Regions from separate parts of the Homo sapiens genome. Here all the other regions are linked to region 4. The links are chromatin loops, found by intact Hi-C in ENCODE. Cell type or tissue: mammary epithelial cell. All regions are shown on one strand. Links, peaks and the distances in the headings refer to the core of each region. The heading gives the core; the rest is flanking DNA.

Evidence for each region. A loop is a pair of places that touch in the nucleus more often than their neighbours do. Peaks named below come from ENCODE experiments on the same cell type or tissue, not always from the same donor. Only the 100,000 strongest peaks of a DNase experiment are listed, where the experiment ranks them.
Region 1: a loop joins it to region 4, with 5 times the contacts of the local background. A loop is called at or near these places in 7 of 110 quality-filtered maps.
Region 2: a loop joins it to region 4, with 5 times the contacts of the local background. A loop is called at or near these places in 10 of 110 quality-filtered maps.
Region 3: a loop joins it to region 4, with 5 times the contacts of the local background. A loop is called at or near these places in 7 of 110 quality-filtered maps.

Annotation. Positions count from the first base shown.
Region 1 is chr14:93,531,291-93,536,119 of GRCh38, reverse strand. UNC79 (unc-79 subunit of NALCN channel complex) reads right to left here. Exons shown (of 52, transcript NM_001395159.1): 11 at 3,542-3,570. Among named protein-coding and RNA genes, the nearest start is that of UNC79, 100 kb to the right of the region's middle. In mammary epithelial cell, for the core only: no CTCF peak of the experiment used is centred there; a DNase peak (open chromatin) is centred at 2,469; H3K27ac peaks cover 1,598 bases.
Region 2 is chr14:93,257,853-93,260,352 of GRCh38, reverse strand. All of the region lies in intron 5 of BTBD7 (BTB domain containing 7), which reads left to right. Among named protein-coding and RNA genes, the nearest start is that of UBR7, 52 kb to the right of the region's middle. In mammary epithelial cell, for the core only: no CTCF peak of the experiment used is centred there; a DNase peak (open chromatin) is centred at 1,162; H3K27ac peaks cover 1,683 bases.
Region 3 is chr14:93,233,021-93,235,520 of GRCh38, reverse strand. No RefSeq gene overlaps it. Among named protein-coding and RNA genes, the nearest start is that of UBR7, 27 kb to the right of the region's middle. In mammary epithelial cell, for the core only: a CTCF peak has its summit at 1,392; a DNase peak (open chromatin) is centred at 550.
Region 4 is chr14:93,332,018-93,334,517 of GRCh38, reverse strand. It overlaps BTBD7 (BTB domain containing 7), which reads left to right and starts at 1,482. Exons shown (of 11, transcript NM_001002860.4): 1 at 1,482-1,698. It also overlaps a transcript of UNC79 not described here. In mammary epithelial cell, for the core only: CTCF peaks have their summits at 1,247 and 2,139; DNase peaks (open chromatin) are centred at 1,357 and 1,947; H3K4me3 peaks cover 1,924 bases; H3K27ac peaks cover 1,907 bases.

The DNA of each region.
Region 1 (4,829 bases), core at 1,082-3,581, 200 kb before region 4:
GCTGTGCAGGATGCAGATAACATTTCTTTCATTCACAAGTATTCAAAGCAAAAGGAAGAATACTTAAGGAGCCAAGCCCAAAAAGCCTCATCTACACCTGAACTTGATTTTGATGAGAAGATCTTGGACCTCCAGTCAGGATTTTGCAAGTGGAAAGAATGTAAATAATCTGTGACCAGAGGCGGGTTCTCCACACTCCTCCCATCAAGAAGTCAAGGATAGTTTCCCTCCCCTTGAATCTGGATGGGCTTGCAACTGCTTCAACCAATATAGCATGACAGAAATGATGCTTATAAAAGGACACGCAGCTTCCACTTGCTGCCTTGAGATGTTCTCTCTTCAGAAACTTCCTCATTAGATACTCCTCCCAGATCTCTGCCAGGATGCCATGAGACAGCCAAGCCACAGGGAGAGACCATGTTTCAGTCTTGAGTCAATGGCGCTGGCTTAGCCTAGTCTTCAAGTCACCCCATCCCAGAGCCCAAACGTATGATCTAGAAACCTCTAGATAATTAAAACCCTCAGCATTCAAGTCTTCCCAGATGAAGCCCCAAACATCATCAAACAGAGACAAGCTATCTCCATCATGCCCTGTCCGAATCTCTGATCCACAGAGTCTATGAACATAACTAAATGTTGCTGTTTTACGATGTAAATTTTGAGCAATTTCTTATGGAGTATCTGGATACACTGCATATGATAATATCTGGAATACCGACTAAAAGTCAACCTGCTTTATTACCACATGCCATCAATTCTAAACAATGTCAGCAATAAAATACATTTCCCCAAAAATAATCTTCAGTTGATCGAAGTTCTAAATAATTGCTAGGATTCCTACTAAGTTTTGATAATATATTTGAAAGGCCTCAACCCATGTGGATTCAGCTCATTCATTTCCAAACTAAACTAGAGAGGCTTCCCTTAGATGGAGATTCAGCTGGACATGTTTTCAAATGTTCACTCCAACCACTTTGCTTCACTGCTTTGAATTTTAAACACATAGAAATAACTCCAAGTGGTCTCACAAAATCACAGAATTGAAATAATCAAGGTCTGTCTCTTCATCTTTCCAATCACGATGCTATCATTGCTTATTTCAAATATACCATTCAGGGAATATGCAGTACAAAGAGGTAGAATACAAACTACCCAGGGCAAGCTCATACAATTCTGAACTGTTATGAACTTAATGGAAATTCTCCAAATTAATGTCTGTGTAAAACACAATGTTTATTAAAGGATAAGCAATAAAAATGTGCTAATTTGAAGCTTGTTACTAAAAATAAGTTTGTCATATAAAGAGGGAAGTGTTAAAAAATGATCTACCCTGGGTGTCAAATATGTTACGTATGTCCCCAGAGCCAAAACATGCTGATTTAGAAAATAGAACTGTTTGAAATCCTGGTCCCACAAGCTTAGAAACGATTCTCAAAGTAAGAATGGCCTCAGGATAAAGATCAAAGGAAGAATATGGTCTATGACTCTAAGATCCTTTGTTAAGGCTTCAGAAAGTTATAAGGCGATGTCTAATTGAGGCTCTCAGCTATAACAGGGCTTCTAATAATTTTAAGGGCACACTGAAACGCCCAAAATATAGGAAGGACTGCCTCAAAAATCATTATAGATGTGGCTTTGGGGGCTCAGGACCCCAATGAGATTCACTAAAAATCCACAAAGTTTTTAAGAAAGTCATACTAGCAAAAGCACCACCAGCTAAAACTAAAGAGACGCAGTTCTAAATGAAAAGAGATATATGGGACCCTAACTCCTACATGCACGAAGCAGATTGAGAAAGTTACTCAGCTGCAACATGGACCATTTCTTATTGAAAAGAAAAGATGTCTCAGAGAGTGGAGCCAAGAGCTCAGGAGGACAAGAACAGATTAGGGAACTATTTCTAGGAAACAAAACCAGATCATAATCAAGGCATGTATGCTATTCCTGGAGACAGAGGAACTGTTGATGTGTTTATGGCTGGAGCTGCTATAGACCAATGACTGCTATCTGCTTTCCCTTCCTCTTTTTGAACAGAAGCTTATTGCTATGATCCTGTCCCTGTCTCAACATTGTGTCTTGGGTGCAGAGAGGGAAGATAACTTTCCTTCTTAGTTCACAGGACTCTGAATCAAGAGAATCAGTTACCAAGAAGTTTAATCAGTGACATATCACATGCAGATCACAAGATACTAGACTTTAAGCCTGAAGCCATAAATGAATAAGACTTGTGGAGGTCATATAAAATGGTGAGCATATTTTGCATATGGAAAGAAGGTAAATAATTATGTCCAAAGGACAGATTGTGGTAGATTAAATGTGACCATAAAATTCTTGCCAATCCTTCAATAACCACAAAGATCCTATTTCTCCACTCTTTGAATCTGGGCCGGCCTTGGAACTTGCTTTGACCTGTTGAATGCTACAGAAATGATGCTGTGTGACTTCTGAGAGGCCTTGAGTGAGTGAGGCTCTCTCACTCTCTCAGAAGACTGCCACCTGTGAACAAGTCCAGCCTAGCCCCTGGACGATGAGACATCATGTGGAAAGAGAGGCCCAGACACCCCACCCATCTCACCATTCCAGCCATCCCAGCTTAGCCCCAGATATGGGAGTGAGACCATCTGGGGCCAGCCAATTCCAGCTTACCCACCAACTGACTGCAAATACATGAGTGAGCCTAGAGTAATTTATCAAAAGAACTGCTTAGCTGAGCTGAGCATAGGACAAATTGCCAATCCACAGAATTGTGATTAAATAATTGGTTGCCATATGAGACACTATGTTTTCAGATGGTTTGTTATGCATCCATAGATAACTGAGACAGCCCTCCAATATACCTACTCACAATCAACATCCCAAAAAGTTTAAATGATGTGTGCAAGGTCCACATAGGTAGGAGGGAACAGAACTGGCCAGAGTCCAAGAATCTCAACCAACTAGTCAAAAATTCTTTTTTATGACATCATACTGCCTCCTCTTACTCTTTTCAATTATTAAAACAAGAAGAGAAGATGGAGGTGGTTTAGAGAAACTATTATTAAAAAAAAACTAAAGGAAATATTAAAGGAAGAATCTTTAGCTACATGTATTGTTCAACTTACACATAAATACTTTCCATATACAGTCAGTCTGGGTATGTTTTTCACACATACAAATTGGACTATTTGCACTCCACTTCAAAACAATTGAGATTTCTAGCATACAAGATATATCCTTAACTAAAGTTAAGTACCATAAATTGCAGTATAATTCAAACCTTTTTCTAATTGGACTCCTATCCCAGAATTACACATAGGCTTTTATTGCAAATTACTGAACAAAAGCATTGTGCATAAGATGGGTGAGCAAAAGCAGAAATGGAAATAGAGACCATTTGGATGTAGCAATCTTGCATGCTAAATTATTTCCTTTACCCCTCCACAAATACAATGGCATGCATATACTGGAAACCACGGTGCAGAAATGAGGCAGATGTCAATAAATGAATTTACATACAAACACAATAAATCATGCCCCAACGACACAAATGGTTTGCTCTTACCTTTTTCTGACATATAGCAGATATTTCAGCTGTAAGGGGAAGGCACACAAAATATCAACAAAGAAAGAGAGCCCCTCTAATTTTTATTTAATTAATTAATTTATTTTTTGAGACAGTGGCTCACTCTGTCAATCAGGCTGGAGTGCAATGGCACCATCATAGCCCACCACAGCCTCTTGAACGCCTTGGCTCAAGTGATCCTCCTGACTCGCCTTCTAAGCAGCTAGGCAGTGGTGTGGGCTTCCATGCCCAGCTAATTTTTTTTTTTTTTTTTTGTAGACATGGGGTCTTACTATGTTTCTCAGGCTGTTCTTCAACTCCTGGCCACAAGCAACCCTCCTGCCTTGACCTCCCTCCAAAAGGCTAGGATTACAGGTGTAAGCCACCATGCCAGGTCTAGAGCCCATTTAAAATAAGGGCAGCCATGAAGGGGGAATCTTTTAAATCTTAGTAATATGACCTCTGGACTTGGCCCAAACAGATTTTCACTTGGCTCATAAATTATCGTCTACTTTTATTGGCTTCTAGTTTCCTCAGAAATCATGAAATAGATCTCTTTTCATCTAGTAGTGTATGTTTAGTGAGGTTAAAAACACCTGCACACTGCTACTTTTACAAATAATTTAATCTTTTCAGACATGACTTAGAAATCAAATCTTGTTAAAGCCAAACAAATTTAATCTTATTTCCCCATTTTACAGAGGACAAAACTGAGAACCACTGTGGTTAGGTAAATTCTTCAAGGTCACACAAGCTATCAATGGTAGGGGCAGACCTTGAGTTCAAGTCTCCAAATTCCCCATTTACTGTTCTTCCCATTATACTATGACACTGGGTTAATGTGATATATTTACAGCATCACCATCGGATTATTTGCAATATCAAAACTGTAGACAAAATTACTAACTTGGACTACCTAGATTTAAATTATCAATTTATATCACTCTTAACGTGTGTGTGTAAAACCAGCTGTAGGGTTATTTAAGAGAAAGCAATTTTCAAACCCACGGGTAGACCAGTTGGAGCAAGACTGTCAAATTACTGTCTACATAATGAATGCATAAGAATTCTTTTCAGTGGGCACATCAATTATTTCCATGAAAACTGATGCTGGAGAGCATTTGAAAATAAATTTTCCAAGAATTGGCTAATATGTACTCTGAAATAGTATGTACTCAAAAAATGAACTAACACCTTATTTATAGTCTATGTTACAATTTATTTAAAAGATCAAAGGTAAATGTCTCCCAAACCCTGTCTGGTAATCTTAAACTAGTGGATGAAAAAG
Region 2 (2,500 bases), core at 1-2,500, 74 kb after region 4:
ATGTACTGAATCTAAATTTAAAATTTTTAATTGAAAAATTAAATACCAATTTCCTTTTTCTGTCACCTTTCGATAGTTTTATTTAGATATAATTTATGTATCTTAAAGTTCACCGGTTTGAAGTGTTCAAGTCAGTGGATTTTAGTACCTTTATAGAGTTGTTTTGTCACATTTTTAAATATAAAAAATGTTGTGCTAAACCTGCCTTTAAGCCTTTTTATAGTGTTTCTTTAATATGCTACTATCCAAGCTCTAGGGAACAAAAGCAGTCCTTCTATTTTATTTCTCCAATTTTTTTTCTGTGGCTGGCAAAAACCTTTAGCAATTCTCAGATTTGAATGTGTTTATTTTTATTTTTAAAATTTTATTTCAGAGAGCAACAAAGTTATGATTTTTGTTTTTGATTTATTTTTTTATTTGAGATGGAGTCTTGCTGTGTTTCCCAGGCTGGAGTACAGTGGCGCGATCTCAGCTCGCTGCAACCTCTGCCTCCCGGGTTCAAGCTATTCTCCTGCCTCAGCTTCCCGAGTAGCTGGGATTACAGGCACGTGCCACCACGCGTGGCTAATTTTTGTATTTTTAGTAGACACAGGGTTTCGCCATGTTAGCCAGGCTGTTCTCGAACTCCTGACCTCAGATGATCCACCATGCCCAGCAAGTTATGAATTTTTTAAAATATGAAAACCATTACAGTTGATTTAGAAAGTTTTTTAAATGCCAGCATACAATTAGTTCTCATTCGTAGCTTTTATATTTGTCAACTTACCTAGTCACTGAAATTTATTTGTAACCCCAAAATCAATACTGGTGATACTTTCATGGTCATTCACGGAGTAGCAAAAAGCTTGGTCTCCCAACAAGCACATTCCCAGCTGAGTTCTAACAAGACAGAGGCACTCTGCCTTCTTGTTTCAGATCTCCTTACCAAGTGCCACATTTTTTACATTTTTATGTTTTCGTGATCTCACTGTTCAAGATGGCCCCCAGGTGTAGTACTGAAGTGCTGTCTAGTGTTCCTGAGAACAGGAAGGCTGTGGTGTGCCATACAGAGATAATACATGAGTTAGGTAAGCTTCATTCAGGCGTGAGTTACAGTGCTGTTGGTTGTGAGGTTAGTGTTAATAAATCAGCCACATATATTAAATAAAGTGTCTTTAAACAGAAACACATAAAACAAGGTTCTGTCTTAATCATTGGACAAAAATGTTGTACCCAGAGGTTCACAGGAACCTAACCCTGTGTTTTCCCTATGAGCAACAGTTCAGTATATGCTGATTCATTGTTTGTGTTGACTTTATAACTACTTCAGATAATAAGAACCGATTGTATATAACTCTGTGTAAATGTTATAGACCATAAGCTTGTTCAGTGATGTAAAGTTGGTAATGATGAAATGTCATTTATTTGGGGCAGATAACAGGCATCTGCCTGTTAAGGGTTAAAATTTTCCTTAGAAAAATAGTTGCTAGGCCAGGCACGGTGGCTCACGCCTGTAATCCCAGCACTTTGGAAGGCCAAGGTGAGTGGATCACCTGAGGTCAGGAGTTTGAGACCAGCCTGGCCAACATGGTGAAACCCCATCTCTACTAAAAATAGAAAAATTAGCTGCGTGTGGTGGCGGGTGCCTATAATCCCAGCTACTTGGGAGGCTGAGGCAGGAGAATCGCTTGAACCCAGGAGGTGGAGGTTGCAGTGAGCCAAGATCATGCCACTGCACTCTAGCCTGGGCAACACAGCAAGACTCCATCTTAAAAAATAATAATAAAAAAATAAATAAAAGGTAGTTTCCACACTGGGTTAGTGGAAGGTTCTTCTGCAAGGATAAGAAGGAAGCTAAGTGAACCAGGCCATAGCTTTGTTTCAGTCAGTTTTATACAGGAGGATTCTGCACTTACCTGTCACATATTTGGGGGTTTCATGTAAGATTTTATATGAAAACAGGATGTCACTACTTTAAGAAAAAAAAATATTTTGAAAAGCAGAATGCCTTAAATAAGTATGAAGCTAAATCATAGCTAGGCAAGGGGGAAAAAAATGACTCTTTTCTACACAGTTAACAATTTTATTCTGAATGAATCCAGAAAAAAACTTAGCTTCTCAAAAACAATCAATTCTCTCTCTCTCTCTCTCATACACACACACACACACACACGATTTAAGGAAGATACCAGTTTTCCTGTAGAATATTTGAAAAAAATCCAGCATTTCATGAATAATAAGATCTTATTCTGTGTTAATTTTTTTAAGAAAAAAATTACAGACCCCTAGATTAAAGCCATGATTAAAGATTTCCAAATTACATAATTTTTCTTCCCACCTCAATAGCATAAGCATACATGTATTTCAGATTGTTGTTCACTAATGCCCAATGAAGAAATCATTCTCTGCCTTGGATGATGGACATATATTACATGTCAAAGATCAAAGGGTCTACTTTTATGCAGTAATGTTCCCATATTATGGAAATTTGGGAGATTTTCATAAAAATCTTAAAACCAAA
Region 3 (2,500 bases), core at 1-2,500, 99 kb after region 4:
AACAGTCACAGTCCCACTCAAAAACTGTTTGAGTTTCCAAGAAGAAAAGACATTGAAGAACTACACAGGTAAGGCTCGATGTCTAACTGGTCCCAGGGGTGGGAAGGCTTTGTGTGGGAGTGACCTTGAAGGTGCAGGTGAAGGAAGAGACGAGCAACAGGGTGAGGAGTGGGGAGGGAGGGCTCCATGGAGAGACCAAGCCTGGACAGAGCTCAGGGGAGTGAGAGGGGGTGTGGGACCCTCCTAGGGCAGGGTGAGGCTTCTGAAGTTGGCTATAATGGCAACTCAAAAGCTACTAGGGCTGGGGTGGTTCACCAGATTTGCATGTTCCAAATCACTCTGGCTATTGCATGGGAAGTGGTTGAAAAGAAGCAGGAGTAGATTGAGAGGTCCAGACGGGAGGCTGCCGTAGCCGTCCAGGGGAGAGCTGCAAGCAGCCAACAAAGAGAACAGATTCGGAATCTGCTGACGGTGCCGTGTCTGCGTGACTAGGTGCTTGCTCAGTGTGGGAAAGGAGGGGGAGCCAGCTCTGGGGGGAAGATGGCGTTAGTGTTGGTCATGTTGACGCGGGAATGATTGCCAGGCAGCCAACTACTAGGTGGCAACTAGGTGTCAGCTGGGAGTCAGAGGAAAGGATTCTAGCTGGAGGCTGTGTGGGGGTTGTCCACATATATGGGTGGCACTTACAGCCTTAGGAGTAGATGGTGTGATTAGGGGAAAGGTTTAAAGGAAGATGAAAGAGGGCCTGGATGATGAACTTGGGGGACTCCAACCTTTCCAAGCCAGCTGGAGGGAGTTGCTGGCCAAGGGCAGCCTAGCAGACAGAAAGAAAACCAGCAGTGTGCTGCACAGAAGACCAGGCTGGGACAACTTGAGAAAAGAGGGAATGTGATCTTTAGAATAAATGAAGTGAAAGAAGCAGTATACAAAATAATGCATCCATATGCTCCCACTTGGAGAGAAGACAAAAAAAAAAAAGGAATGAATGCAAATACATACATAAACATTTCTGCAGCCAGGCGCGGTGGCTCACGCCTGTAATCCCTGCACTTTGGGAGGCCAAGGCAGGTGGATCATTTGAGGTCAGGAGTTCGAGACCAGCCTGGCCAACATGGTGAAAACCCATCTCTACTAAAAATACAAAAATTAGCCTGGTGTGGTGGCAGGGGCCTGTGATCCCAGCTACTCTGGAGGCTGAGGCACGAGAATCGCATGAACCCAGGAGGCAGAGATTGCAGTGAGCCGAGATTGCACCGAGCCAAGATTGCACCACTGCACTCCAGCCTGGGTAATAGAGACAGACTCAGTCTCAAAAAAAAAAAAAAAAAAAAAAATCTGCAAGAATGTGCACAGGACTCCCTCTGGAGAGGGTCATTGACAATACATGCAACTGCCAATTAATGGCATCCTTTTTGTTCTGGTTGAGTGTTTAAATGATATGCAGGTATTACTTTTTCAAGTTAATTAAAGGTAAGAGATTAAGGCTCAATTTCACTGCTATCCAAAAGTTAACCCTGTGGCTGCTGTTCCGAGGTTTTGGAAGATCAGGCCCCTAAGGCGGGTTGGGTCAGCCTCAAGGTGAAGGTGTTTGGAAGAGCAGTTTGGCGGCAGCTGGAGAGAGAAGCCAGGTGGGGCAGATGCGAGTCTGAGTGGGAGGTGAGAAGGTGGAGATGATCTGTGTAGACAGCCTTTTTGAGTAGCTTAGTGGTGGAGAGGAGGGAAACTGAAGGCGTTTGAGGAGTGAGGAGACCCGACCGAGCTGTCCCTGGAAGCTGGATGGGGTCATCATTACTGTCATCTTGTGGGCCAGTCATGAGAGACCTTGTCACATACATAGGCTTCCCTCGTCCCCTGGGAAGCTGGTTGACTTATCAACAGGAGAAGGAAGTCGGCTCTGCATCATTTGTTCTTTTTTTTTTTTTTTATACTTTAAGTTCTGGGTTACATGTGCAGAACGTATAGGTTTGTTACATAGGTATACACGTGCCATGGTGGTTTGCTGCACCCATCAACCCGTCACCTACATTAGGTATTTCTCCTAATGCTGTCCTTCCCCTAACCCCCGACCCTCTGACAGGCCCCGGTGTGTGATGTTCCCCTTCCTGTGTCCATGTGTTCTCATTGTTCACCTCCCACTTATAAGTGAGAACATGCGGTGTTTGGTTTTCTGTTCCTGTGTAAGTTTGCTGAGAATGATGGTTTCCAGCTTCATCCATGTCCCTGCAACGAACATGAACTCATCCTTTTTATGGCTGCATAGTATTCCATGGTGTACATGTGCCACATTTTCTCTATCCAGTCTACTGTTGATGGGCATTTGGGTCGCACCATTTGTTCTTAAGGACTCCTCACTTCCTATTTTCAGCTCCTCTCTCCTGGGGTTCAGAAATCATTCCACAGTAGCTGCTAGTTTGTTTTAGAAGCCTCTAGGGGACACCTGTCAGGTCACCAGTCCATAGTTTCCAGAATCTACCATCCCCCACCTAAAAGTACAAAAGCA
Region 4 (2,500 bases), core at 1-2,500:
CATTGGCTCCAATTAGATGGACCTATTTCTTTTATATTTTCTCACTTTTCCATGCATTTCTTGTCTATCGCCCTGAGGCTGTATGTTCAACTGAAGTGACCCTTACCAGCTAGAGGGGAATTTCAGGCAAGGGACTGCTACAATCTCTGCTACAATCTCCAAACCTTCAAGGATTGGGTAAGAGGGTGAAAAGGGTGAGATGGGTAAAGAAAATGAAGTAATACAAATTGGAAAGAGCTATCCTTTTCAAGGAAGTAAGGTGATGAAGAATGAGGGTGAGGAAAATACAAATCTGAAGGAAGTCCAGAGGAAAACAACAATGATATTGTCTCCAACTGAATATGAAAAGCATAAAATAATGGAGGGTCAAGAGATGGTTAAAAACACATCACAAAATTCCAAATTGCTCTTATCCTTTGAAGCTTAGAGGTGGTTTCAGAACAACAACAACAAAAAACTGTGTGACACAAAACTTGTTAAACAATGGGTAGAGATTGAAAATGCAAATACAATACTTTCAAATAAATTCCCAGAGTTGCTAATGTCTATCAGAGGAAAAGGAGGTGTAACGGTGCCTCCTCACTGGGTTCAGAATGCCTGGGTTCTGATCTTGGCTTGCCTACTTGTTAGTATTTCTGAGCCTGTCTCCTTGGTTGTAAAACAGCAATAAAAACACCTATCCTGACTACCACAAAGGGTGGCTTTGGCGTTCAAATGAAACCATGGATCTCTCTGGAAAACGACAGTGCCCCATAAATACAGTATTTTTGTTATTGCATCGCTGAAATTATTGCAAACCCCCAAACAAGGGGCATCTAGGGAAGAGCGACTTGGCTCTCCCACGTGGCGACTGTGTGTTTTCATCAATTTTGTCCTTTGTTTACAGGGGTATCTTGTTAAGGAAAACTTTTCAGTGTCTTAAAGATTATTTTTTAACCTACTACACAAGTAGCAAGGTGGTGCCTGTAAAAGTACCATGCAGACAAGTGCTTACGATAGACAAGTGCTCACTGCCAAGAAGCAGCCACCGGAATGCCAGGACTGTCAGCAATGACTTTCCGCGGAAGAGTTGTTCTCGAGAAAGATGCACTCATTGCATGCGACCACCCGAGGGACGCCGGCCGCCGAACGGAAACATGAATTCGTGGAAATGGCCATCTGGTGACGTAGTAGTGACACAGTTCTTATATTCTGATACATTTAATAATGTGTCACAATTCGCTGGACTAAGCAGGATGCTGCCACAAGAGGCAAACTCCCAGCGACCCGACGCCCGGCTCCCAGCCGACGAGCAAAAATAATGCGCGCGCACTCCGCTCCCATGGATCCAGCGAACGCACCGCCCCCCCACGCGGCCCGACTCGCGCGGCGACGTCGGGCCACGTGACCCTGAGCGGGACGACGGCAGGGGAGGGCGGGGGCTCCGGCCGGCTCCGCAGCGCCGCGCAGGCGCCCCAGGGCCACGCCGAACCGAGCCCCTCCTGCTCCGTCTAGGAGTCAAAATGGCGGCGAGGGGAACCTGGAGCAGTCCCGGAGCCTGAGCCACTGACAGGAGAGGAGAGGGCGGCGGCGGCGGCGGTGGGAGGAGGATGGCCGGGGGTGCTGGCGCCGGTGCGGACGGCGGTGCTGGTGGCGGCGGCGGCGGAGGCGACGGCAGCGGTCCCAGCGGCAGCAGCAGCGGCGGGAGGAGCCTCCGGGGTGAGTGTCCCTTGGTGTCTCTGAGGCTGTGGAGCCGAGGCTGTGTCCGGTGTGGCGCGGGGCGTCCGGGAGAGGAAGGGGCTGTTCTTAGGCGTGGGGGCGCCGGGGCTGGGGCCAAGCCGCCGCGGGAGGCGCTGGGGCGCCGGGCGGGGAGGGGCCAGTCGTCCGTCTGGGGCTGAGGCGCGGCGGCGCCGGACTGGCCGGTCTCTGTGCGCTCCGAGGGGCGGGCTGGAGCGCGCCGCCGTCCCTGGGGCAGGGGCGCGAGGTGTGGCGCTCGGGGCGGGGAGAGCGGCCCGAGGGAGTCGCGACGGCAGCCCGGCCGGCTTTGGGCTCCGGGCGCCGAGGGGCGGGACCCGTCGCTCCCAGGACGCTGAGAAACCGCTCCCGAGACGGGGGCGCGTGTTTACCCGGGTGCGGGGTTGCGACCGCCAGGGGTGGGCGTGAGAGTGGCCGGCGGGGTCTGGGAAGGGAGCAGGCCTGAGGACTGCTACTCCCAGGGGAAGTTAGATTGTCCGGGTAAGTTACTATTGCGGGATAAACCTGGAATTGAGCTTTGACAGGTTGGGAGGGAGACAATACCGAGTGTTTGATAAAGAAGAGGAGGCTGTGCTTGTTGGACTACTTGAATGGCAAAAAGTGTGCATATTTCAGTACCTTATTTGCACAGTGTTTGCTAGCTTTACCCCGAGGGTGAGAACTTTCTCACCGTTTTTCAAGAAACTCTGAGGAGTGTTGTTTCTCCTGTGAACTACAATTGCACGTCTTCACATACCAGCACAGATAATAAGTACTCTGGAGTAGG